4 separate regions of the Homo sapiens genome follow, and all the other regions are linked to region 4. The links are chromatin contacts, found by Hi-C or POLR2A ChIA-PET in ENCODE. All regions are on one chromosome and are shown on one strand. Each heading gives the region's core, a stretch centred on a gene start or an enhancer-like site at or near the end of the contact. The rest is flanking DNA. Distances are from core to core; before and after follow the strand shown.

Region 1 (5,561 bases), core at 304-2,803, 1.3 Mb before region 4:
CTTCCAGACCATTTTCTGGAGCTTCACTTCTGTTATCAACCCCATTTTGCTGATGACAAGGGAGGGAGAGAAGTGAGTTTGCTCATATTCGTCAGCTCTTGAATGGCGGACTCAGAGGGTGGGGACTGCTCGTGGAAAGGAATCCTCTGTTTCCCTCAATGCATTTCATCCATTCTTCGAAACTTTTGAGACCCTTCTATGTGCCAGTCACTAGTCTAGGTGCTGAAATTACCTCTGAGAGCCAGACAGACATAGTTCCTGCCCTCTTGGAGACATAGGTTAGAGGAGAAAACAGACAGTAGGCAAATAATTACAAATTTGACAAGCATAATGGCAAAATCTATTAGAGTATTTGCCAACTTATCCTCTACTTTGTACAGTGATCAAGAACTTGGGCTTGGAGTCAGCCCGCCTATGTTCGAGTACTGGCCACTTACTAGCTGGGGGGCCTGGACAATTTCCCTAACCTCCCTATGTCTCCACTATTCACGTGGAAATGGACAGAGTAATAGTACCTACTTTAAGGTTTACAGGGTGGATTCAAAGCATCAAAACCTAGAAAGCACTTCAAACCTGGCTTTGGCAAGTCCAAAATCAATACAAGCTATCGAGGTTGCTGTTATACTGTCTACACCTTATCCATCACTCTGGGGTATGAATCCTGGTCCCTCCAGCTTTCACTGTTTCCCACCTCCTCCCCATGCCTGGCTACCCATATACAAACTCTGACAGTAAGCAGAATTCCCACAGTGCTCTGTTCCAACATCCTGCATTGAGCTAATCTGGTTTGATGCTTCAGTTAGAATCCCTAATTCTAATTGAATGCCAGGCTCCTCATTGCACAGAGTGCCAGGCTCCTCATTGCACAGAGAAGAAAATGCTTTTTAAATATTCATCTTTTCTCCTTCACTAGACTGTGAGCGCCCTGAAGCTAGGCCTTCTTTCTCCTGTAGTGCTAAAAGTTTTTGGCAAGAAAAACAAGTGGAGGTAAAGTCGTAAAGTAGGGTGGTAGGGTTGAGAAAGGACAGGCTCTGGAGCCAGACAGCCCTGGGGCTATCACACCTGCTCTGCCACCTGTAACCACCTGACCAGGACAGCTTCCTTGGGGAGCCTCCTTCAATCATCTGTGAAATGCAGGAGGAGCAGCCGCCCGTCAGACCTGGTGGGGATCAGCAGTGACCTGCAGAAGTTGCTGGTGTGGTGGGCACCGGATACCTGGTGTTTCTGCTGCCTCGGTGCTGCTGAGGACCCAGAGCCCTGCCTGAGCAGCACGCTCACAGAGGCAGCGAAGTACAGGAAGTACACAAGGTCAAAAGGAAAACACGCTCTCCAGAGACGTCCTCTGATCACTATCGTGTACGTTGGGTCGAATGGAACAGAATTTGCTGCTAGAGTGTTTTTCCTCTCCTAACCCCATAGACGCTTCTATTTTGCTATTTTTACTAAACTCGAACAGGAACAGAAAGTATTCATGCAACTGTATCCAGTGAATGATTAAGAAATGCGTAAGAGCGGAGATTGTGTAATTCCCAGGCTGCTGTGCCTTGTCATCAGCCGCAAGTCCGAGAAATACTGCAACCGTCAAGTTGACCTCTGTTCCTAAGAAATTTCCTGGGTTGGCTTTAACACATTCTTTGAGAGTTATGACATAGGATATTAAAAAAATTCCTCCCACTTAGTGAGCCATACAAAGCCCACCACACATCAGTAGTGTCCATCCCATGTTTAATCTTCAGAAGGTGTGTGAGGAATAACATGTTTGCTTTTGAAAGATGCCTTGTAGACTGTGCGCAGTGGCTCATGCCTGTAATCCCAGCACTTTGGGAGGCTGAGGAGAGCGGATCACCTGAGGTCAGGAGTTTGAAACCAGCCTGGTCAACATGGTGAAACGCCATCTCTATTAAAAATACAAAACTTAGCCAGGCGTTGTGGCGGGCACCTGTAATCCCAGCTACTAAGGAGGCTGAGGTAGAAGAATTGCTTGAACCTGGGAGGCAGAGGCTGCAGTGAGCTGAGATCATGCCACTGCACTCCAGCCTGGGCAACAGAGCAAGACTCCATCTCAAAAAAAAAAAAAAAGATGCCTTGTCTTCAAGCAAACTATTATTAAGGATGAGTTGCTTATTTGTATTAAAAAGAGGGCTGGAGGATAGCTTGAGCCCAGGAGTTCAAAACCTGCCTGGGCAATATAGTGAGACCCCATTCTCAAAAAAAAAAAAAAAAGAAAGAAAAGGTGGGGATCACTGAATTTTCTATTGCATTAACCAAGAATCTTAAAAGTCATATTTTTAAAGATTATTGAAGATTTAAAATGTGTCTTGTTTTTTTTTTTTTCATTTTGTTTTATTTTATTTGAGACAGGGTCTCATGATGTTGCCCAGGCTGGTTTTACTCCTGGGCTCAAACTGTCTTCCTGCCTCATCCTCCCAATTAGCTGGGATTTCAAGTGCATGCCAACCCACACAGCCTTTTCTTTTTCATTTTCCTTTCTTTTTTTTTTTTGAGGCAGGATCTTGCTGTGTTGCCCAGGCTGGAGTGCAGTGGTGCAATCGCACTTCATTGCAGCCTGGACCTCCTGAGCTCAAGTGAGCCTCCCACCTCAGCCTCTTAAGAAGCTGGGACTGCAGACACATGCCAGCAATACACCTGGCTAATATTTTAATTTAATTTTTTCTAGAGACAGGGTCTCACAATGTTGCCCAGACTGGTCTCGAACTCCTGGATCAAGCAGTTTGCCCACCTCAGCCTCCCAAAATGTTGCAATTACAGGCTTGAGCCTTTTTATTATTTATTTATTTATTTATTTATTTATTTATTTATTTATTTTGAGATGGAGTCTTGCTCTTTGTTGCCCAGGGTGGAGTACAATGGCGCGACCTTGGCTAACTGCAACCTCCACCTCTCGGGTTCAAGCGATTCTCCTGCCTCAGCCTCCTCAGCAGCTGGGACTACAGGTGCGTGCCACCACACCCGGCTAATTTTTTGTATTTTTTTGTAGAGACGGGGTTTCACCGTGTTAGCCAAGATGGTCTCAATCTCCTGACCTCGTGATCTGCCCGCCTCGGACTCCCAAAATGCTGGGATTACAGGCGTGAGCCACCGTGCCCGGCCTGAGCCTTTTTATTTTTAAAAGTGGCTTTCCATTTTCTTTCTGTGGCAATTTCAAGAGGCATGGTGTGTTATTATCCCTGAGCTTTCTTGGGTATTAAAAAAAGGCCATGGGACTGGGCGCGGTGGCTCACGCCTGTAATCCCAGCACTTTGGGAGGCTGAGGTGGGCGGACCACCTGAGGTCAGGAGTTCAAGACCAGTTTGACCAACATGGTGAAACCCTATCTCTACTAAAATACAAAAAAATTAGCCGCGCGTAGTGACAGGTGCCTGTAGTCTCAGCTACTTGGGAGGCTGAGGCGGGAGAATTGCTTGAAACCAGGAGGCAGAGGTTGCAGTGAGCCAAGATTGCGCCATTGCACTTCAGCCTGGGCAACAAGAGACTCTGTCTCACATAAAAAAAAAAAAAAAAAGAGGCCATGGGGCTGGGCGCAGTGGCTCACACCTGTAATGCCAACACTTTGGAAGGCCAGGGTGGGAGGATCACTTGAGCCTAGGAGTTCCAGGCTGCAGTGAGCTATGGTCATGCCATTGTACTCCAACATGGGTGACAGAGTGAGACCTTGTCTCAAACATAATAATAATAATAATAGTAATAATAAAATGAAAATAGGTGGTGGCAGCTCCCACTTCATCTTTATTTTTTATTTCAGAGGCACTTATAAACCAGGAGAATTATGTGGAAAAGGAGTCCCCCGATATAACCCAAGACTCAGGAAATTCTTGCTCCTCTTGGCAGGGATGCAGCTGAAATTTACCTTTAGTTAGCATACTCCTCAGATAGGGCAAATGAATTGTGCAAAGATCAAAATGGGGCTTTTTTTTTTTTTTTTTTTGAGATGTCTCGCTCTGTCACCCAGGCTGGAGTGCAGTGGCACGATCTCAGCTCACTGTAATCTCTGCCTCCCAGCTTCAAGTGATTCTCCTGCCTCAGCCTCCTGAGTAGCTGGGATTACAGGTTCTACCACCGTGCCCAGCTAATTTTTGTATGTTTTAGTAGAGATGGCGTTTCGCCATGTTGGCCAGGCTGGTCTTGAACTCCTGACCTCAGGTGATCCGCCTGCCTCAGCCTCCCAAAGTGCTGGGATTACAGGTGTGAGCCAGTGCGCCCGGCCAAGGTGGAGTTTCTTTATTTTATTTATTATTTTTTTTTTATTTTTTTGAGACAGGGTCTCATTCTGTTCCCCAGGCTGGAGTGCAGGGGCATGATCACAGCCCCAGGACTCAAGTGATCCTCCCACCTCAGCCTCCCAAATAGCTGAGACTACGGGTATGCACCACCACACCCAGCTAATTTCTTTTTTTTTTTTTTAGAGATGGGTTTTTGACATGTTGCCCAGGCTGGTCTCAAACTCCTGGGCTCAAGCGATCCTCCTGCCTCAGCCTCCCAAAGTGTTAGGATTACAGGTATGAGCCACCATGCCTGGCTGGGGAGTATCTCTTAATGACTTAAGAAAACTTAAAAGAACAAACTCTTCACTATTTGGTCCGTGTGTTTGCTCCAAATTAGTAAAATTTGACCATGAAATAAAAATTGGAGGCAGGTACGAGGAGTTGGCATCCCTTTGGTGGTTGCTAAAGTTGGGCAAGAAGGAAAACAGAAAACAGAGAAGAATGATAGTGAAGTCCACAGTGAAGTGATATTAACAGAAACCAGTGTAGCCGCAACAGGGAAGGCTGGGGACAGAACTCTCAAAGCCATATACTCGCAAGGAAACCACTAACTCCTGCCCATACCAGGCACCCCAGGACTGTGCCCTAGACCCTTAATAATGACAAATTTTTTCAAATCAGTAACCGAGACCCAACAACAAAAGGGTAACCACATATATGAAATGAATACCAACTCAGAAAATCCAGGGCTCCTGGGCATAACTCTCTTGAACCTCAACTTGGGATGCCTGCAGCCTGAATCACTTCTGAGCCCTTTGGGGATGGGGATCAGCCCTGAGTCCAGGCTGGGATTCAGCTCACTAGAAGCACATTCCCCACCCTTTCCTCCTTATCTGTAGGTGGAGGCAGCTGGGAGACTGTGGGTGATCCTCCACTTATTTCCAGTAGGTTCCTTTTGTCACCAGCAGTCTCTCCTCTAAAGCCAAGAGGAGTCAGGGAGAAGAGTCTGTCCTGGGCTGCTCGACTCGTGCTGAGAAGACACCACTTCCAGGAAGCCTGGGCACAAACGACTCTGACCACTTTGCTTTCAGATTTCAGCGAGGACAGACACTGTGGGGTCACTGTGGTTGGTTCTTGTTAAAGTTCTGAATGCTTCCATTGCTTGAAAAGGGAGGTCTTAGAGAACAGGCCAGAAGACAAGTCTTTCTACCTTCCCCAGGAGGAGGAAGTCACAGGTTAGGCCTCAGGGAGAAGAGCTGCTGATCTTTTGCACTGGAATCAAGAAGTCAGGGAGAGGGTGAGAACTGGGGTGGACCCAAGGCCTCTGCCGCCTTTTGT
Region 2 (6,128 bases), core at 1-2,500, 1.3 Mb before region 4:
TCCTTCTTGACCCCCATTACCTCAAGCTGGAAGCAAGGTTCCCAGGCAGGGCCTGGGACAGGGGCCTTGCACAAAGAAAGTGCTTGATAAAGCCTTACTGATTTGCTGTGTTACATACGTTGCACCACAGATTGGAAGTGGAAATTCAAATCAACTCAGGGCCCAGACAGTGGTTATATCAGCCTGAGCACTGGACTTGCACATTCATGTTTAGATCAAGTCTGACAGAACCTGAAATTGCAAAAGAGTGGAAACAAGTGTTGCTACAAAATAGCCTAACCACAGTGAGACACATCTCCTTTGTTATCTGTATGACGCTTTTGGTTTCAAAAACACAGCCCTATTGCAGGATCAGTTCTCTGGGCCAGGAACTAGATCTTCTCTATTACTAACAGATCAGCTGAAGACAGCGAGGGGTGGGCCTCTACCAAGGGCCAGGACTCCCATCGCATTCAGAAACACTTTCCAACAAATGGTCTTCCCTTCAGCAAAATGAATCACAAGGTCAAGAAGGAAGTGAGAAGGAAAAAAAGAATGTCGCCCAGGTGTGTTTCTCCTGAGCTATTCGCTTGTTTTATTTCATGGACAACAGTGTTACATTATGTAACTAATTCAGTTTCTTTCATCTCATTGGGTGCTAGGAAGCTTAGAGCCAATCCTGTGACCCACTAAAGTAAGGATGTACTTTCTGTATTAGTCTCTGCTGGCTCCATTTTATGTTTATATCTTCATTTTCCCTCTATTTTTCTCATCAACTTGCTGAAATTTGCCATAAGTCCTATTTAGAACAAGGAGGAGGGTAAGAGGAGAAGGGGAAAAATGGTCCTTGCCCTTGAATAATGAAAAATACATAAGTAAGGAGATAAGTAACAATAACAAAAATAATATTATAGAAGTTAACATTTATGGCTGGGCACAGTGGCTCACCCCTGTAATTCCAGCACTTTGGGAGGCTGAGGCAGGCCGATCACCTGAGGTCAGACATTTGAGACCAGCCTGGCCAACATGGTGAAACCCTGTCTCTACTAAAAATACAAAAATTAGCTGGGTGTGGTGGCAGGTGCCTGTAATCCCAGCTACTCAGGAGGCTGAGGCAGGAAGATCATTCAAACCAGGAAGGTGAAGATTGCAGTGAGCCGATATCATGCCACTGCACTCCAGCTTGGGTGACAGAGAGACTTGGTCTCAAAAAAAAAAAAAACTTAAAAAAAGGAAGTTAACATTTATTTAGCACTTTTGCAAGGGACTTGCCTTTAGCACTTTTGCAAGGGACTGTGGCAGGTAACATTATTTGAAACTTATGCAAGGGACTATGGTATGTATCATCTCACTAATCTCCCTAACAGCCCCACCAATAAAAGTACAGAGCTATTATTTTCCCCCAAATTAGTATTATAGATGAGGAAAGGGAAGCTGAGAGAGGCTAAGTCGTGAGGCCAAGATCACACGGCTAGAAATGGTGTGGCTGGGACCCAATCCCAGGTCTGGGTGAGGCCAAAGCTCAGCCTGTGGACACCACATCTACAAAATCACATGGTAGGGGCAGAAAGTGAAGGTGCCACGGTGAGATGCACAGAGAAGCTGTGGAGGGAAGGTTGGAGAGCCCACTTCCGGCTGGCTGGCTCTAAAAAATGCTAATGTCTTTGACTCAAACAGAAAATATTACTAGGTTCATAGAGCCCCGTTGTAATGATAAATAGCCAAATAGTTAAGAGGCTGCAGGCCCCAATTCTAACGCTCCTCACTTCCCTTCGAACCCAGCCTCAGAGATGACACTTAGGCTGCACATTCCCTGTGGGCAGGGACTGTGTCTTGTTCCCTGTTGGGTCCCCGGAACCCAGTGTGGTGCCTGGCACAGAGGAGGCCCTGAGTAGCATGTGCTGCATTAGTAAAGGAACTCATGGCTCACAGATACTTCACAATCATTGTTGGCGCCATGCAGATGAAGGGAGCTAGACAAAAACCCACACACGTGTATTCTGATGACACACATTACGCAGACACATGCTGCCCTGTGTGTCTCCTCTGGAGGCACCTGCCTTTTCCATTATAACGTGGCTCACATAAGTGGTGTGCAGTTTTTCAAATTTCAATAAAAAGGAAAGACATAGTAATCTAGCTGCTTTTATAGACAGAAATAACAAAATAAAAACAGGTCTCCATCCAGGGCAAGGCAGGAGATTTGAGGGGCTTCAGCAGACAGTTCATGCCTAGATGGCGGGAACATTTTTTTTTCTTTGAGACAGTCTCTGTCTGTTGCCCGGGCTGGAGTGCAGTGGCACGATCTCGGCTCACTGCAGCCTCCGCCTTCCGGGTTCAAATGACTCTCCTGCCTCAGCCTCCCGAGTAGCTGGAATTATAGGCGTCCACCACCACACCAAGCTATTTTTTTTTTTTTTAATTTTTAGTAGAGACAGGGTTTCGTCACGATGGCCAGGCTAGTCTTGAACTCCTGACCTCAGGTGGTCCACCCGCCTCGGCCTCTGAAAGTGCTGGGATTACAGGTGTGAGCCATGGTAACTGGCTTGATTTGATTTCTGCCAGCAGGAAAAGCAGTGCTGACATGGAATCAGTAGGAAACGGGGTTTGCCCCAGGGGTGCCCCTCACCAGGCGAGGCCATGAGAGTCGCCGGAACTTCCATCCCCAATGCTTTGCCTGATGAAGCCCTGGATCACCCTTCCGGGCAAACACACGCACCGCCAGCAGCTGGAAGGCAGAATGGGGTAATCGGGTCCCACCTCAGGCACTGTAGTAGTCAGGTTTTCCAGAAAAACAGCAGGAGAGACTTTAAGGAATCGGCTCATGCGATGATCTGGTCAGGCAAGTCTGAAATCTTCAGGGCAGGCCAGGAGGCTGGAAATTCTAGCAGAAGTTTATGTTGTGGCCTTAAATCCTAAGGTGGTCTAGAGACGAATTCTTTTCTCCTCGGGGGACCTCAGTCTTTTCTCTTAAGGCCTTCAACTGATTGGGTGAGGCCCACCCACACTGTGGGAGGTAATCTGCTTTACTCAGAGTCTACTTATTTAAATGTTACTCTCATTCAAAAAAATACCCTCATAGCAACATCTAGAACAATGTTTGACCAACAACTGGGCACCAGAGCCTAGCCACGCTGACACATAAAATTAACCATCACAGGCACTTACTAGCATTGGGTGTGGCCATGGTGAAAATACCTGCTTCCTAAAAGTGTCAGAGGGTCCGGCAAGTGGCCCATGTGAGCACTCTGTCCCATCTGGCATATGATGGGTTGGCTCAGGTCTGAGTGGGGCCCTGGCTGTATGAAGGGGAGCCCAGCCTCTGGATTCCCATACGTGTCAGCAACAGTTGGGCCTCCTCTATGACCAGGGGCTGCATTCCACAGGTTTGGAGGGCAGCCTGGGTGCAGGGACGCATCCTCCTGCCTTGTTCTTCCTGGCAGCACAGAAGTCCCGGGTGTCAGCAGCCTGTTTCCAGATGGCCTAACCATGGGGTCACTGTTGAGCTCCACCCGAGGGCAGTGATACAAATGCCCTAGCTGAGGGGACTGGATTGTATCCCAAGGAGAGCCAGCTCCAGTGACCCATCTCTGTGTCCTTTGACAAGCTAAAGGAGGGACCAGGCCCTCAGAGACAGCCATCTGAGAACGCCTTGCAGATCACCAAGAGGCCCTTGGCAGACAGTCCATGTTGTATATGACGAGGTTAAACACAAAAGAGCACAGCTTACAGCAAAAGCATGGACAAAGGAGAATTCTTTCCCTAAGCATTCATGTGCAGTCTGTGTAAGTTCCCAGATCTCCTCTATCCAATAGTTTTCAACCATTGACATTGACTTAAAACACCTGAAACAAAATTTAAAATTGAGAAAGGATGACTTTGTTGAAATCATACTCACCTTAAAAATGTCCATTCCAGCTGGGCGAGGTGACTCACACCTGTAATCCCAGCACTTTGGGAGGCTGAGGTGGGTGGATTACCTTAGGTCAGGAGTTCAAGACCAGCCTGGTAAAACCTCATCTCTACTAAAAACACAAAAATTAGCTGGGCATGGTGGCGGACGCCTGTAATCCCAGCTACTCAGGAGGCTGAGGCAGGAGAACTGCTTGAAATGGGGAGGTGGAGGTTGCAGTGAGCCGAGATCACGCCACTGCACTTCAGCCTGGGCGACAAAGCAAGGCTCCTTCTCAAAAAAACGAAAAAAAAAGTCCATTCCAGGCTTGATGGAAGAATGATGGGGACATGTGCACTGCTGCTTCCAAGACAGTGGGCTTCATGCGTATCCAGAACAGGAGTGCACTGGGCCACGGGGAGGGTGAGCAGAGGGTCTGCCGCTCTGTGCATCCTCTGCACACCCATGGCAGGAGTGGATGAAGATGGAAAAGAGATGTTGGAACTTGTCCTGCAGCTCCTCTTCATTCTTCTGTGAGACAGTAAAGAAGGACTTGAATATTGATGAACGTCTACCACAAGTCCCAGTCACAAGAATCACACACCTTCTCTCCCTTCCACAAGGTGAAACAAGACAACTCAAGGTCAAGGTAACCTGTGTAAAAGGACGACTAAATGTGAAACGGTGCCTGAAGGACCAGCGGACAGCAGGCACCTCTCTCTGAACTCCAGCTCTTGAGCCAAATCAAATGGTTGAGCTGGTTAAGTGGTCCCAGTTTAAAAGATGGGTGTCTGTCTTGACCGGGCACAGTGGCTCACATCTGTAATCCCAGCAATTTGGGAGGCTGAGGCAGGAGGATTGCTTGAGTTCAGGAGTTTCAGACCAGCCTGGGCAACATAGCAAGACCTCATCTCTACCAAAAAAATTAATTAGCTGGGCACGGTGGTGCGCACCTGTAGTTCCAGCTACTTGGGAGGCTGAGGTGGGGGGATTGCTTGAGTTCAGGAGGTTGAGGCTGCAGTGAGCCATGATCATACCACTGCACTCCAACCTGGGCAACACAGCAAGACCCTACCTCAAAAAAAAAAAAAAAAAAGATGATGTCTCAAGCAAACGCTTCAGGAAGGATTCCCTGGTGGTTAAAAGCAAATGTTTCCAGAGGAAATTGGCATCGCTGTGAGTCTCAGAACAGCTTTGTCTCAGACCCCGCCCTTCCTACCCATGGCCTCAGGACTAGTTGTCTTTCTCTTTCCCTGATTTCATTTACACTTCAACAGTTACTGAGGGCCTAGCTCACGCCTGTAACCCCAGATACACATGGAGGCAGCGGGGGATTGCTTAAGGCCAGGAGTTTAAGACCAGCCTGGGCAACATAGTGAGTCCCTGTCTTTAAAAACAAAATAAAAATAAAAATTAGGCCAGGCACGGTGGCTCACACCTGTAATCCCAGCACTTTGGGAGGCTGAGGAGGGTGGATCACCTGAGGTTAGGAGTTCGAGACCAACTCGGCCAACACGGTGAAACCCTGTCTCTACTAAAAATACAAAAATTAGCCAGGTATGGTGGCGGGCACCTGTAAGCCCAGCTACTCGGGAGGCTGAGGCAGGAGAATCCCTTGAACCTGGGAGGGGGAGCTTACAGTGAGCCGAGATTGCGCCACTGCACTCCAGCCTGGGTGACAGAGCGAGACCCCATCTCAAAAATAAATAAATAAATAAGCCAGGCTGGAGGCCCGTGCCTGTAGTCCCAGCTACTAGGCTGAGGTGGGAGGATCGTTTGATCAAGCCCAGGAATTGGAGGCTGCAGTGAGCTGTGATCTGATCGCACCACTGCACTCCAGCCTGGGCAACAGAACAAGACCTCTATCTCTTAAAAAATATAGGCAAATAAGTAAGAACCTACTTTGTGCCAGGCACTGTTCTTAGACCCGGGGCTCCAAGACCCTTCCTGCCCTCACAGCGCTAACATTCTTGGCCCTCACATCCTTCATTTCTACCTCAAAACCTACCACTCACAAATCTTGATCTCCAGTTGAGACCCAATCCCAGAGCTCTAGCCCAGCTGCTCCACCTGGATGGCACATCATCAGCTCTAGCTCACCACGACCCAACTGAACTTTTCTTACCCCCTCACCAGCTCCGGCCCTTTATGTCCCTATTACTGTCAATGACACTGCCATTCACCCCCCCACCCCAGCCCCAGACCTCAATAACAATAGGATCAAATCCCATCTACTGAGTGCTGAACATGAACCTGG
Region 3 (6,263 bases), core at 3,016-5,515, 1.4 Mb before region 4:
CTGACTAACACGGTGAAACCCCATCTCTACAAAAACAGAACAAATTTGCCAGACGTGGTGGCATGCACTTGTAGTCCCAGCTATGCGGGAGGCTGAGGCAGCAGAATCGCTTGAACCCAGGAGGCAGAAGTTGCAGTGAGCCGAGATCTTGCCACTGCACTCCAGCCTGGGCGACAGAGTGAGATTCTGCCTCAAAAAAAAAAAAAAAAAAATCAAATCCCAAAGTTAAATAAAATTTTGATAGAACTAAAATTGCCACCAATTAAAATGGTATAAACCAAGTTCATTTTATAAAATTTCACAATTAACACCATAATGATAAACAGTGTTTTGACACCATTCCTTAAATATTTAAATTCCTAACCATTAAAAATATGTGAAAAACTACGTGCTATCCTCTATTATTTTCTGGATGCAAGAAATATTTCATAATTTTAAAAAAAGTAGCAGAACACAGTGGCTCACACCTGTAATCCTAGCACTTTGGGAAGCTGAAGCAGGAGGATCACTTGAGCCCAGAAGTTCAAGACCAGCTTCGTCAATACAGCTAGACCCCCATATCTACAAAAATTTAAAAAATTAGCCCAGCATAGTGGTGTGTGCCTGCAGTCCCAGCTACTTGGGAGGCTGAACCCAGGAGGTCGAGGCTGCAGTAAGCCACTGACTGGGCGGCAGAGCAAGAGCTTGTCTCAAAAAAAAAAAAAAAAAAAAAAAAGATATTTTTAAATACAATCAAAACACTAAAATTGGAAGCAATCAAATGGCATTTTTAAAAAGCCTAGTATAGCATATGCAAAAAAGTAATAGGTTGAGTAATAAATTACTGCACTTTAACCAGTTATTCCATGACAATATGGCATTGGGTTAACATTCAGGTTTTTTTTTTTTTTGAGATGGAGTCTCGCTCTTTCGCCCAGGCCGGAGTGCAGTGGCGCTAGCTCGGCTCACTGCAAGCTCCGCCTCCCGGGTTCATGCCATTCTCCTGCCTCAGCCTCCCGAGTAGCTGGGACTACAGGTGCCCGCCACCGCGCCTGGCTAATTTTTCGTATTTTTAGTGGAGACGGGGTTTCACCGTGTTAGCCAGGATGCTCTTGATCTCCTGACCTCGTGATCCGCCCGCCTCGGCCTCCCAAAGTGCACCACGCCCGACCAACATTCAGTTTTTTTACATTAGGGCATATCGAAAATGAACTAGTCAGCCAGGCACAGTGGCTCACACCTGTAATCCCAACACTTTGGGAGGACAAGGCGGGCGGATCACTTGAGGTCAGGAGTTTGAGACCAGTCTGGCCAACATGGCGAAACCCCGTCTCCACTAAAAATACAAAAAAAAAAAAAAAAAAAAAAAATTGGCCGGGTGTGGTGGCGCATTCCTGTAGTCCCAGCTACTCAGGAGGCGGAAGTTGCAGTGAGCCAAGATCGCGCCACTGCACTCCAGCCTGGGCGACAGAGCGAGACTCCGTCTCAAAAAATAATAATAATAATAAAAGAACTAGTCTTACTAAAAAACACCTCCAGAAAATTGTGGATATCTTACATTTTACAGGTAGAGAACAAAAAGAAAAAAATAACTGAGGAAAAAAGCTTGTCTTTTAGAAAGAACTGAAAGAGAAAGATCTCTACCCAAAGTCTCTCTTTCAAAGTTTTTTCTAAGATGTGCAACTTCTGTCATTTGAAATAAAGGGTAATGAAATTAAATTCTTTTTCTAATTATTCTAAATAAAATTCTAATACTTCTGATATGTTAAAGAGGAAGTAAAATACACAACTGTCAAGCTGGTAAAGACTAGAAGGAAAGAGAATAAAATTTGTTGAGGGTTAGGATATGATGCAGACAGCAATTCAGTTTTGAGATTTTTTTTTTTTTTTTTTTTTTTGAGACGGAGTCTCACTCTGTCGCCAGGCTGGAGTACAGCAGCGCGATCTCGGCTCACTGCAACCTCTGCCTCCCGGGTTCAATTGATTCTCCTGCCTCAGCCTCCTGAGTAGCTGGGATTACAGGTGTGCGCCACACCTAATTTTTTTATTTTTAGTTGAGACGGAGTTTCACCATGTTGGTCAGGCAACTTCCGCCTCCCGAGTAGGTGGGACTACAGCAATGCGCCACCACACTTGGCCAATTTTTTTTTGTTTTTGTATTTTTAGTGAAGACGGGGTTTCGCCATGTTGGCCAGGCTGGTCTCAAACTCCCGACTTCAAGGTGATCCGCCCACCTCGGCCTCCCAAATTGTTGGGATTACAGGTGTGAGCCACCGCACCCCGTGAGATCTTTTAAGTGCAAAAATACTACTCACTTCTTTTGGTAAAGATATCTTCAAGGGCGCATTTGGAATATTGCGATTTTCAGGATTAACTATTAATATGCAAGTTAAAACTCTTGAGCTTTTAAATAACTGGACTGCAATATATATGACTATAAAAACATGCTAGCAATTGTTTTTATAGTTTTCTAATCTTGGCCTAAACCTCCTATCACTGACTTTAGGTTAATTTAGGATTTTTCATATAATTTCTGAACCCAATATTGAGCATTACCAATTAGCAAAAATACATGGTAGATACATAAAAAGGCAACTTTTTAGTCCCCACTGAAGGAATTTCACTAAGTCCAGTGGATGTAAAGAAATGCAACTCATTGCATTTCTGAGGTGGAAGGCTGACTCTCAAAATTCATTCACTTAGCCCATACACAAGCAATGAAACAGCAAATTTTCATACATATATTACATCTGTGACCATTTCAGTGTTTTAAAGTTTTACAATTTAGTTTCTGTTTGGGTAACTTGAAAATATAAACTGCTCTTGAACATAATTCAAAAAAGCGTATTAAAAGTAATAATTACAAATGTAAGCAAAAAATAGGAGGACCTTTTAAGTTTTCTTTTCAAATGATATTCAATTAAAGAAGCCTGCCCTAACACTGACTAGGCAAGGTCCCCCAATACTTCCTTCTTAGTATCTGTCACAATTCTAATTTCCACGTTAAACAAATAATTTACACAAATAAATGTTTATCTCTCCCTACATTGTAAGCTACGAGAGCAGGTAGGCGCTGTTTCCATTTTACTGGGGTCCCCTAGGCACACCTGAGCAATTATTTGTTGAATGAAAGAAAAAAAGCTCTAAGAATGAACATGAATGTCTGGATTTTGTTTTGTTTTGTTTTGAAAGCAACATCATTACTGAAATTAAAAGTTATTTATTCAAAGTAGCTTTTTAAAAATATACCTGGCTCGGCCTTTTAAGCCAAAAGTCTCAAGCAGTCTATTGAATCAGTGAGCTTTGGGAAGAGCAGGTAGTATTAGGAGAGCATACAGTAGGCGCTAAATGAAGAGAACTGACGACTACTACCAGAAAATGGGTAAAATGAGATCTAACCTAGAGACTGCCGACACCCAGCTAAATACCACAATGCCCAGGCTAGTGCTTCCGCGGACTGTGGTGAGAGCACTGATTCCCCTCCCTCCTCTGCCTCATAGGCCGTTTCAACAACCCAGAGCGTTAAGTTCAGCGAAATAGCTTGCGGACGGAAATGAGAGCCAATGCTTAAAACGGCGGGCACCAAACGGGTGTCTCTGGAGTTAAAGATATCCCCCATTCCAACGTCCTTTTATTTTTCTCTCCCATTTTACAAGTGTCAACAGAAAGCCTGAACTGGGGTCATGAAATCAAAGAATGTCACCATAGTCAGGTTTTAAAATATCAGAGTTTATCAAGTTCGTGACACACTGAGTGCCCAAGTCCCCCGAAGAGTCCGGAGGTGGGGGGCTCCCGGGTCGCCCCACCTGGATGGAAGAGAGGCTGCCCGGGAGGAGAACAGGGACTGGCTACCTAGGAAGGGGAGGCGGCGACCAGCCCCCGCAGAGGCGGGGTCCGAGTCCCCAGCCAGAGCCCCAACAAGCAGTCGAAGAACGCGGGCAGAGGCTCCGACATGGCCAGGAGAGCACGCCGCCGCCCGTAGGTGCTCGGGCCTCGCCGAGACCGGGAAGAGGTGGCGCCGCCAGCTTTTCCCAGACCCAGGGGTGGCCCGACAGGCCTAACCCCGCTCCCCGCCCTGCTCCCCCGTCCCCTCCTCCGGCGACGCCCGGCCCGCGGTTGGCCGGCCCGCCGCGCGCTCCGGGACGAGGGCGGGAGGCGAGCGCGCTGGCCGCCGCGCACTCACCATTGTCAACGCCGCCGCCGCGTCCCCCCTACTCCACTCCTCTTCCCTCAGGAGAACTCCCAGCCCCGGCTCCCTCCGCTCCGGCGCTCCGTCACGTGACCTCGGGCCGCCCCTCACACGTGACCGCTCCCTTCCTCTCCCCCACCCCCGCACCCGTCCCTCTCCCAGCCTCCTGCCCCGCCCTGCTGGCCGCCAGGCACTCCGGGGAGAGGCCGCTTGGAGGCGGGGCCTCAGGCTCCACCCTTCGGAGGGTGGAGAGGGGCGGGCAAATTACGTCGAGTGGGCGGGGCCTGAACAGAGGCGGGTTCGCGGGCTCCTCCTCGCCGTCTCTTCGGTCACCGGACGAGCGGTTCCGTGTCCGGCCTCTTTACCGCACCCAGTTCCTCTTTGTGAAAGTTTGAGCGGCTGGGAAGGAAGGAGGAGAGGAAGGATTCATCTGGAGGCTCTCTCCTTGGCTGGGTCCTTGGGTTGCCGAGGCGAGTGGGAGCCCTACTTCCTTAGGCCTCGCAAGAAGAGATGTGCTCTCTTCGTCCACGGCGAGGCGTTCTGCCACCTTGCCTGAACGCAGTCCCGCTCCACCTCCTTCTGAGTCTGGGTTTTCTTAACTTGGCTTTCTCGCCTCTGAAGAGAAGACCAGTAGAAAAAAATCCTAGGGTACAACTTTCATTGCTTCCCAAAGTCCCCAGATGGCCCCTGAGCGACCCACCCTGAGCCTGGAGGGCTCACAAACCCACCGTTCCGCCCAGCCGTTCTGAGAGGGCAAAGGCGCTCCCCCGAAAGTCCCACGGCGCAGCTGAAGACTACGCTGGCCTGAACTGGATCCTCCTCCCTAGTGTAAGCCTATAGGACCTCCAGATGAGGAAAATACTGTGTGGGATTTCAGAGTATAGTGTTGAAGGGCCACAGTGCACTCTATGCATAACCAAAGCAGAAGAAAAATCCATCCCTGAACGCACTATAATTACCCCACCTTAAAACAGAAGTTTGTGAGGCGAGTCCATGAAACAGGTATCAAAAAAAATTTTTTTATACTTAATCCTCAGTGTGAGCCTCAAATTTAAGAGGATTGAAATCAGAGTATCATCTCTAACCGCAATAGAATTAAAATTAGAAATCAACCCAAACAAGCCAGAAAATTCCGGAAATATTGGAAATTAAGCAACATAATTCCAAATCTCTAGGTCAAAGAAGAGATCAATGGAAATTTAAAAATAAGTTGAGGCCGGGCACGGAGGCTCACACTTGTAATCCCAACACTTTGGGAGGCCAAGGCAGGTGGATCACCTGAGGTCAGACACGAGTATCTCTTGAATCCGGGAAGCGGAGGTTGCAGTGCCCGAGATGGAGCCACTGCACTCCAGCCTGGGCGACAGAGCAAGACTCTGTCTCAAAAATAAAAAATAATAAAAATAAAATAATTTGAAATAAAAGATAATAATACAACATATCAAATTTGTGGAATGCAGTGACACTGTGTAAAAGGAAAATTTGTAGCTTTAAATGCACATATTTGGGCCAGGCATGGTGGCTCACAGTCTATAATTCCAGCACTTTGAGAGGCCGAGGCGGACGGATCACTTGAGGTCAGAAGTTTGAGACCAGCCTGGCCAACATGGCGAAACCCCGTCTCTACTAAAAATACAAAAATCAGCGGGGCATGGTGGTGCACGTCTGTAATCCTAGCTACTCGGTAGGCTGAGGCAGGAGGATCACTTAAACCTAGGAGGCAGAGATTGCAGTGAGCCAAGATTGCGCCACTGCACTCCAGCCTGGTGACAGAGCGAGACTCCATCTCAAAAAAAATAAATAACTATAGTAACACTGATATTGTTGTCTGTTTGAACTGTGAAAAGAAAGCAGCAAAAACAATGCAAATCTTTAATTAATAAAAGTGAAAAATGGTTTTTTTCACTTAGAAGATTTGCCTGTCACCTTGAGAGCTACTCTGGTTCCTACCCACTCTTTTCTGGGACTTAAATATCAACATAACAAAGAGAATAGATGAAAATGCCACACAGGCAAAGAAATACTAGCGAAGCCAGGTATAAATAAGAGGTGGCAAAGAAAGTCACACTAGAAACCAATTTGTACTAATTATTTA
Region 4 (5,596 bases), core at 1,748-4,247:
GGGCACCAAGTGCAAAACTCCTTCTCACAAAAAAAAAAAAAAAAAGAGGCAATGGTGATGGTGACTAAACAGCCTTACGCAGTCCAGGGATGCCAGGAGAGAAGGCTCCTCCAAGTCTTTCCTTTCAAGGATAGAATATCTCATATTCAGGGGTCATTGACACATATCATGCAGTTGATATATATTTTTTAAAAAGTGTTCAGAGCTGAATCTGGAATGATGAATGTTACACAGGCTGGGGAATTATATTGTAAAACCAATCATGAGCTATAATAGGCACCAAAAAAAAAAAAAAAAAAAAGGCCTAGATCAGAGAGAATGTCAGAGCAGCTGCTGTTAGCCTCTCAGAGATGGCCTCATGCAGTCCCAAACACATCCTCAGCTAGAGTCAACTCTGGGCAGCTTTGTACATCAACTCCCAGGGAACTTGTTCCTCCCTTTATCCAGCTCAGAGAGACAAAAGAGCAAAGAACATTCCACTCCTTCAATAACATGAGTCAAATGGCCTTTTTTTATCCCTGTCCAGTGGCTCCCTTGAGTTGGTTGCAGATACCTCTATGAGGGACCCATTCTGGTGAAAAGGGGAAGAGAATACCAGCATGTGATCTCATCTTCACTTCCTCATCTATAAACTAGCTGTGGTCTGTTTTGGATGTTAAATGAATGAACACTCATCACAGTGCCTGACCTGTGGTTAGAACTTAGAAAATGGCAGTGACTGCTGACAATGCCATGAGGTAGAAGTAATTATTATTACCACTTAGTGGATAAGGAAATTAAGGCTCAGAGAGGTTATGCAAACTGCCCAAAGTTACATAGCAAGAAAGGGAAGGAGCCTATATTTGATGCTTGGTTGCTCTGACTTCAAAGTCTCTGTTTTTCCTATTCCTTCAAATTCTTCCTATTCCTTCAAATTACTTCACAAATAAACTTGCAAACCTGGTTTCAGGTTACATCTTAACATGCTCAAGGGCTGAAAAGCTTTGTTTACAACAGCAGATACAGTACTAACTACAGAGAAAGGAGAAACTAGGTAAGCATTTCCAGGACCTGCACCCCATCTGCTGTCAAGTGGAGCAGACAATCCCAGTGTACATGAGAGGATTCTGGAAGGATTTGGGCCATTCTGATGTACTGAGATAAAATGATCTTAAAAAACATTCATGTCCTTTCTTGGTATCTTTGTGTTAATGGAAATAATGAGATTTCTTGGATGTGTATAAACCAGGAAGAACTAGTGAAACGTCAACCAGCCTCTTGACAGTGTCCCACTTAATGATATCTTCACAGTGATAACCTGGGAAGAACTTTTTTTATTATAGTGAGGAGAGTCCTCTAGAGCAGAAATAAACTATAGCCACAGGCCAAATCCAGCCCACTGTTTTTGTAAATAAAGTTTTATTGGAACACAGTCACACTCATTTGTTTACAGATTATCTATGGCTGCTTTTGTGATACACAGGCAGAGTTGAGTAGTTGCAACAGAAACCATATGGCCTGCAACACCTAAAATATTTACTGGCTGACCTGTAGAAAAAGTTGCTAACTAATCCCTGCACTAGAGGTGGGTACCAAAATTAAGTGCAGCATTTCTGTGCTCCAACATCCTAAGCACAGGTTATTTCAAAACACTAGCATTCTGTCTCCAATGATGGAGACAGATGTCTTTACATCTGGAAGACAAGTAGCTTTCAGAGGGATACTGTGTATATTCATCTCTTGGAATGACTTGTGGTGTCAGATAAAATGTGTCTAAAGTTCGTGTGCTGAACAATTTTTTTTTTTTGAGACTGAGTCTTGCTCTGTTGCCCAGGCTGGAGTGCAGTGGCACAATCTTGGCTCACTACAACCTCCACTGCCCAGGTTTAAGAGATTCTCTGGCTTCAGCTTCCGAGTAGCTGGGATTATAGGCATGCGACACCATGTCCAGATAGTTTTTGTGTTTTTAGTAGAGACGGGGTTTCACCGTGTTGGCCAGGCTGGTCTCAAACTCCTGACCTCAAGTGATCTGCCTGCCTTGGCCTCCCAAACTGCTGGGATTACAGGTGGAACCCACTGCGCCTGGCCTGAACAAATGTTTTGATAATTGTGTCTCAAATGAATATGTTTGGGAGGGAAATATATTCCCCAAGAGTCTTTGTAGACCTATGTTATGTAGGAGGTTTTATTAGAATAAAAATTAAAAGAACAAAGGGGGCTCTGAGATCCCTGGGGTGGGGACCAGGAGATTTATGAGTCCAGCAGACAGGAGCTGTGCCCCACCTCAGCCCCTGAGTGAGAAGCTTGTCAGCTCTAGCCTCTTCTCCACCCCGACCTCAAGCAGCAGAAAGCATCACAAGCATAAAGCCCACAGGCCACGTCCTCTGTCACTGGATTCTTCTAAATAGTCTGAGATATGAATGGAGAACTGGCCTTGCTCATGCATGCCTCCCTTGGCAGCCCAGCACCAGACAAAGCAGCTGAGGTAAGACTAAGTCCATCACAACCACTCTCTGGGCTGTGAGAGCCTGTCTCAGGACCCAGGATCCGAGGCAAGGGAAGGGAATGGATATTTTAAGAGCATGTGTGTGAGATGGTGGGAAGGAAACAGAAATAATTCATTTCCTGGGGCTTCTAGTCTATGAGCCTGGGTGAGCTTGACTGACCAACTTCATGCAGATTGGGAAAGAAACTAGTCATTGGAACAAGAGCTGAAAGCTCTATGTTTTCTTCATCAGTGCTTCAGATAGAACAGGATATCTGTTTTACCTGAAAATTCCAGTGTCAGAGCCTCTGTCTCTCTCACCCCTGCAGGAGCTAAGACTTAGGTATTATTACTAGTTGTTTGCACTCTAGTATGTAGAAAGAGCCTGAGACCAGATGTTTTTGGGGACATGGGCATATTGGGAAACAAGACTCCAGAAATGGGCATTCCCTCCAGAGGGGACTTGAAATGCAAGCTTTACACAGGTTGTAGGCCAGCCCTATCTCTCACTTCCTTTTTCTACTGCCTCACTACACAACAATGCCTCCATTAATGAAACCTCTGAGGATGAAACTCCTTTACAATGAACATGTTGAGTTAAAACAGAACAACAGCTTCATAAATCATGCTAAACAGTGGTGCAATATATCAAATGGTTGAGCTGCAATATTCCTGCAGATCTATGCACTCAGGGCACAAATCTCTTCAGGCACAGTTTTGATTCATCCCCAAAGCTGCAGGAAAACAGTTTACCCTCTGCTTCCCACCCCTTCAGGTGTTCTGAGACCTCTTGCTTTCTGATCCTCACAATCACAAAATTCACTCAACAATATTACTTATTGAAGGCCCATTAAATAGCAGATAAGGGGATTTTGTGGTTTTACACACACGTGTACACACACACAGAGACATTAAGCAAATATTTCACACTAAAATATCACAAAGCATGATGTGTTGTGAAGAAAAAGAGTAAAATGGTATGAAATTACATAAGAAGGAGGACTGATCAGTTTGATGGGGAGGGAGACATTGGAACATGTACAGAATTCCTAAGGTGGGAAAGAGTTTGGTCTTTTCAAGGAACTAAAAGAAAAGAAAGTACATTTGGCTAGAGAATGACAGGGAGAGGCCCGGTAATTATGCCATGCAGGATCATGGAGAGCTATGGGGTCATGCTAGTGATTCTAGTCTTTATTGTAAAAGCACATGGAAATCCCCAGAAGAGTTCTCAGGAGGAAGGTTATAAGACCAAATGTGCATTTTAAAAGAAAAATTTATTTTATGGAGAACAGATTGGAGGGGAGGAAGAGTGGATTGGAGGAGATAATTAAGAGGCCGAGAAGTAGTTGAGATGAGAGGTAGTGTTGATTTGGACTGGGTGGTGGTAGTAAATATGGAACAAAGTTGATTCTCAGCATATTTAGGGGCAAACTCAATGGCACTTGGGTTGAATAGGAAATGGGTTAAGGAATAGGGAAATATCAGGATCATTCCAAGTGGGTGTATCCTGCTCCATGGCTGGAAATGCCACAAACTGGAATGGATTTGGGACCTGGATTTAGAAGGGAAGGATAATTGTAAATTTAGCATTTCTACAGATTAACTGATTACAATTTGCAAAAAATTCACTTCAGTCTATTTATGTTTAAAACCTTTGAACACTGATCAGAAAGTTGCAGGACCTAATTTCTACTAAAGGAAGTAGGTAGAAAAACATTTGGGAGAAGGGGACCTTGATATTATAACTTCCTCTGCCTTCGAAGAGGGGTCTGATTGCCAGGCATGTTGAGGCACAGGGACAAGGCTGAATTGCTGTGTAACATAAAAGAATGAAAAAGCTGGGGTCTTGAGAGAAAATCCTCAAGACAGTGCATCATGTGAGGTTGGGTCAGAAAAAGCTGGCTCGAGGGGATGCACAGGAGGGTTGGTAGTGGATAAGAGAACTCTGGAGAAGAGAAATGTGGAAAGAGGAGTTGAAATGGTTTCCTCTGAGAAGAGGAGTGCACTGCAGAACCTCTTCCACATCCACCCCCACCCCTTCCATGGATTTTTCTTTGCTCATCATGGAGAGAGCTAAACCTCGAGTTGCATGGAGGCCAGTTGGAAAGTGAACATTCTCAAGGAGACAAAGGTGGGGGTGACCCATGGAGGCAGAGGTCTGTATGTACTTGCCTCCTGGTTCTGTCTGCCCTTTCAGTGCTAGAAGACAAAGAATGGGAAGAAAAGGTAAGGAAAAATATGGAAAGGGAAGGAAGGGTACATAGGCTGTTGTCCTCTGCCCTCTTTTATATTAAAACTATTCTAGGTGGGGGATACTCAATATTACAATAAATTATACTAAGGCAAAGATTAGTGACCTTCAAAAGGAGAACAGCATGTTAAGCCCCTCCTTTCTCTCCCACTTTTTTTGGGCATTCTAGGGGTGAAGTTTGGACATGTGCTGACGTCCATACTTCAGCATTTCTTCTTTGATGAAGAAATGAATATTCATTCATTTCTTCATCAAAAATTTGAGTCCCTTTTCTGTGGTATGTAGGGGCACAAAAATGAGAGATATGATCCCTTTACACATCCTCAGGGAGTTTACCATTTAGTGGTAAGAAAGACAAACAGGCAGAAATAGTGCAATGTGAGCCTTGCTATAATAGGAAATGGGAGAATTAAAGGGGTTTCTGGAGGCTAAGCACTGTAGCTCAGGACTGTAATCCCAGCACTTTGGGAGGCTGAGATGGGAGGATCCCTTGAGCCAGGAATTTGAGACCAGCCTGGGCAACATAGTGAGACCCTGTCTCTACAAAAAAATAATAAAAAAAATTTAGCTAGGCATGGTGGTGTGCACCTGCAGTCCAAACTACTCAGGAGGATGAGGTGGGAGGACCAATTAAGTCCGAGGCTGAGGCTGCAGTGAGCTGTGATTGCCACTGCACTCCAGTCTGGGTGACCAGAGCAAGGCCCTGTCTCAGAAAAAAAAAAAAAAAGAAAGAAAAAGAAAAAGAAAAAAATATAAAAAATAGGGTGGCTTTATTTATTTATTTATTTATTTGGAGATGGAGTCTTGCTCTGTCCCCCAGGCTGCAGTGCAATGCTGGGCTCACTGCAACCTCCACCTCCTGGGTTCAAGCGATTTTCCTA

The links. A loop is a pair of places that touch in the nucleus more often than their neighbours do. ChIA-PET counts read pairs that join two places held with the same protein, here RNA polymerase II (POLR2A). Pooled maps may share reads with other maps.
Region 1: a pooled map shows a loop between it and region 4 (4-fold over the local background). The contact joins two enhancer-like sites. A Hi-C loop is called at or near these places in 1 of 37 single-sample maps with no recorded cell type and 2 of 50 pooled maps. POLR2A ChIA-PET finds 5 or more read pairs at or near these places in 1 of 52 experiments (activated T-cell).
Region 2: a map with no recorded cell type shows a loop between it and region 4 (5-fold over the local background). The contact joins two enhancer-like sites. A Hi-C loop is called at or near these places in 2 of 37 single-sample maps with no recorded cell type and 1 of 50 pooled maps. POLR2A ChIA-PET finds 5 or more read pairs at or near these places in 1 of 52 experiments (GM12878).
Region 3: a loop to region 4 is called in a pooled map, with 4 times the contacts of the local background. The contact joins the promoter of VPS26A here to the enhancer-like site in region 4. A Hi-C loop is called at or near these places in 1 of 168 maps with a recorded cell type or tissue (naive thymus-derived CD4-positive, alpha-beta T cell) and 7 of 50 pooled maps.

The regions. Positions count from the first base shown.
Region 1 is chr10:69,057,568-69,063,128 of GRCh38, reverse strand. No RefSeq gene overlaps it. Among named protein-coding and RNA genes, the nearest start is that of SRGN, 28 kb to the left of the region's middle. RefSeq lists enhancers at 1,341-1,460, 5,409-5,561. Within about 2 kb of position 1,553, at least 29 of the 41 ENCODE cell types and tissues checked have a DNase peak (open chromatin) inside an H3K27ac peak, as active enhancers do.
Region 2 is chr10:69,039,838-69,045,965 of GRCh38, reverse strand. No RefSeq gene overlaps it. Among named protein-coding and RNA genes, the nearest start is that of SRGN, 45 kb to the left of the region's middle. Within about 2 kb of position 1,250, at least 6 of the 41 ENCODE cell types and tissues checked have a DNase peak (open chromatin) inside an H3K27ac peak, as active enhancers do; they include GM12878, where a contact is called at or near this core.
Region 3 is chr10:69,122,180-69,128,442 of GRCh38, reverse strand. It overlaps VPS26A (VPS26 retromer complex component A), which reads right to left and starts at 4,265. Exons shown (of 9, transcript NM_004896.5): 1 at 4,163-4,265. The coding sequence starts at 4,165. RefSeq lists enhancers at 3,301-3,807, 4,672-5,031 and a silencer at 4,012-4,411.
Region 4 is chr10:67,768,157-67,773,752 of GRCh38, reverse strand. No RefSeq gene overlaps it. Among named protein-coding and RNA genes, the nearest start is that of TRS-TGA1-1, 6.5 kb to the right of the region's middle. RefSeq lists enhancers at 2,321-2,480, 2,661-2,850. Within about 2 kb of position 2,997, at least 3 of the 41 ENCODE cell types and tissues checked have a DNase peak (open chromatin) inside an H3K27ac peak, as active enhancers do; they include GM12878, where a contact is called at or near this core.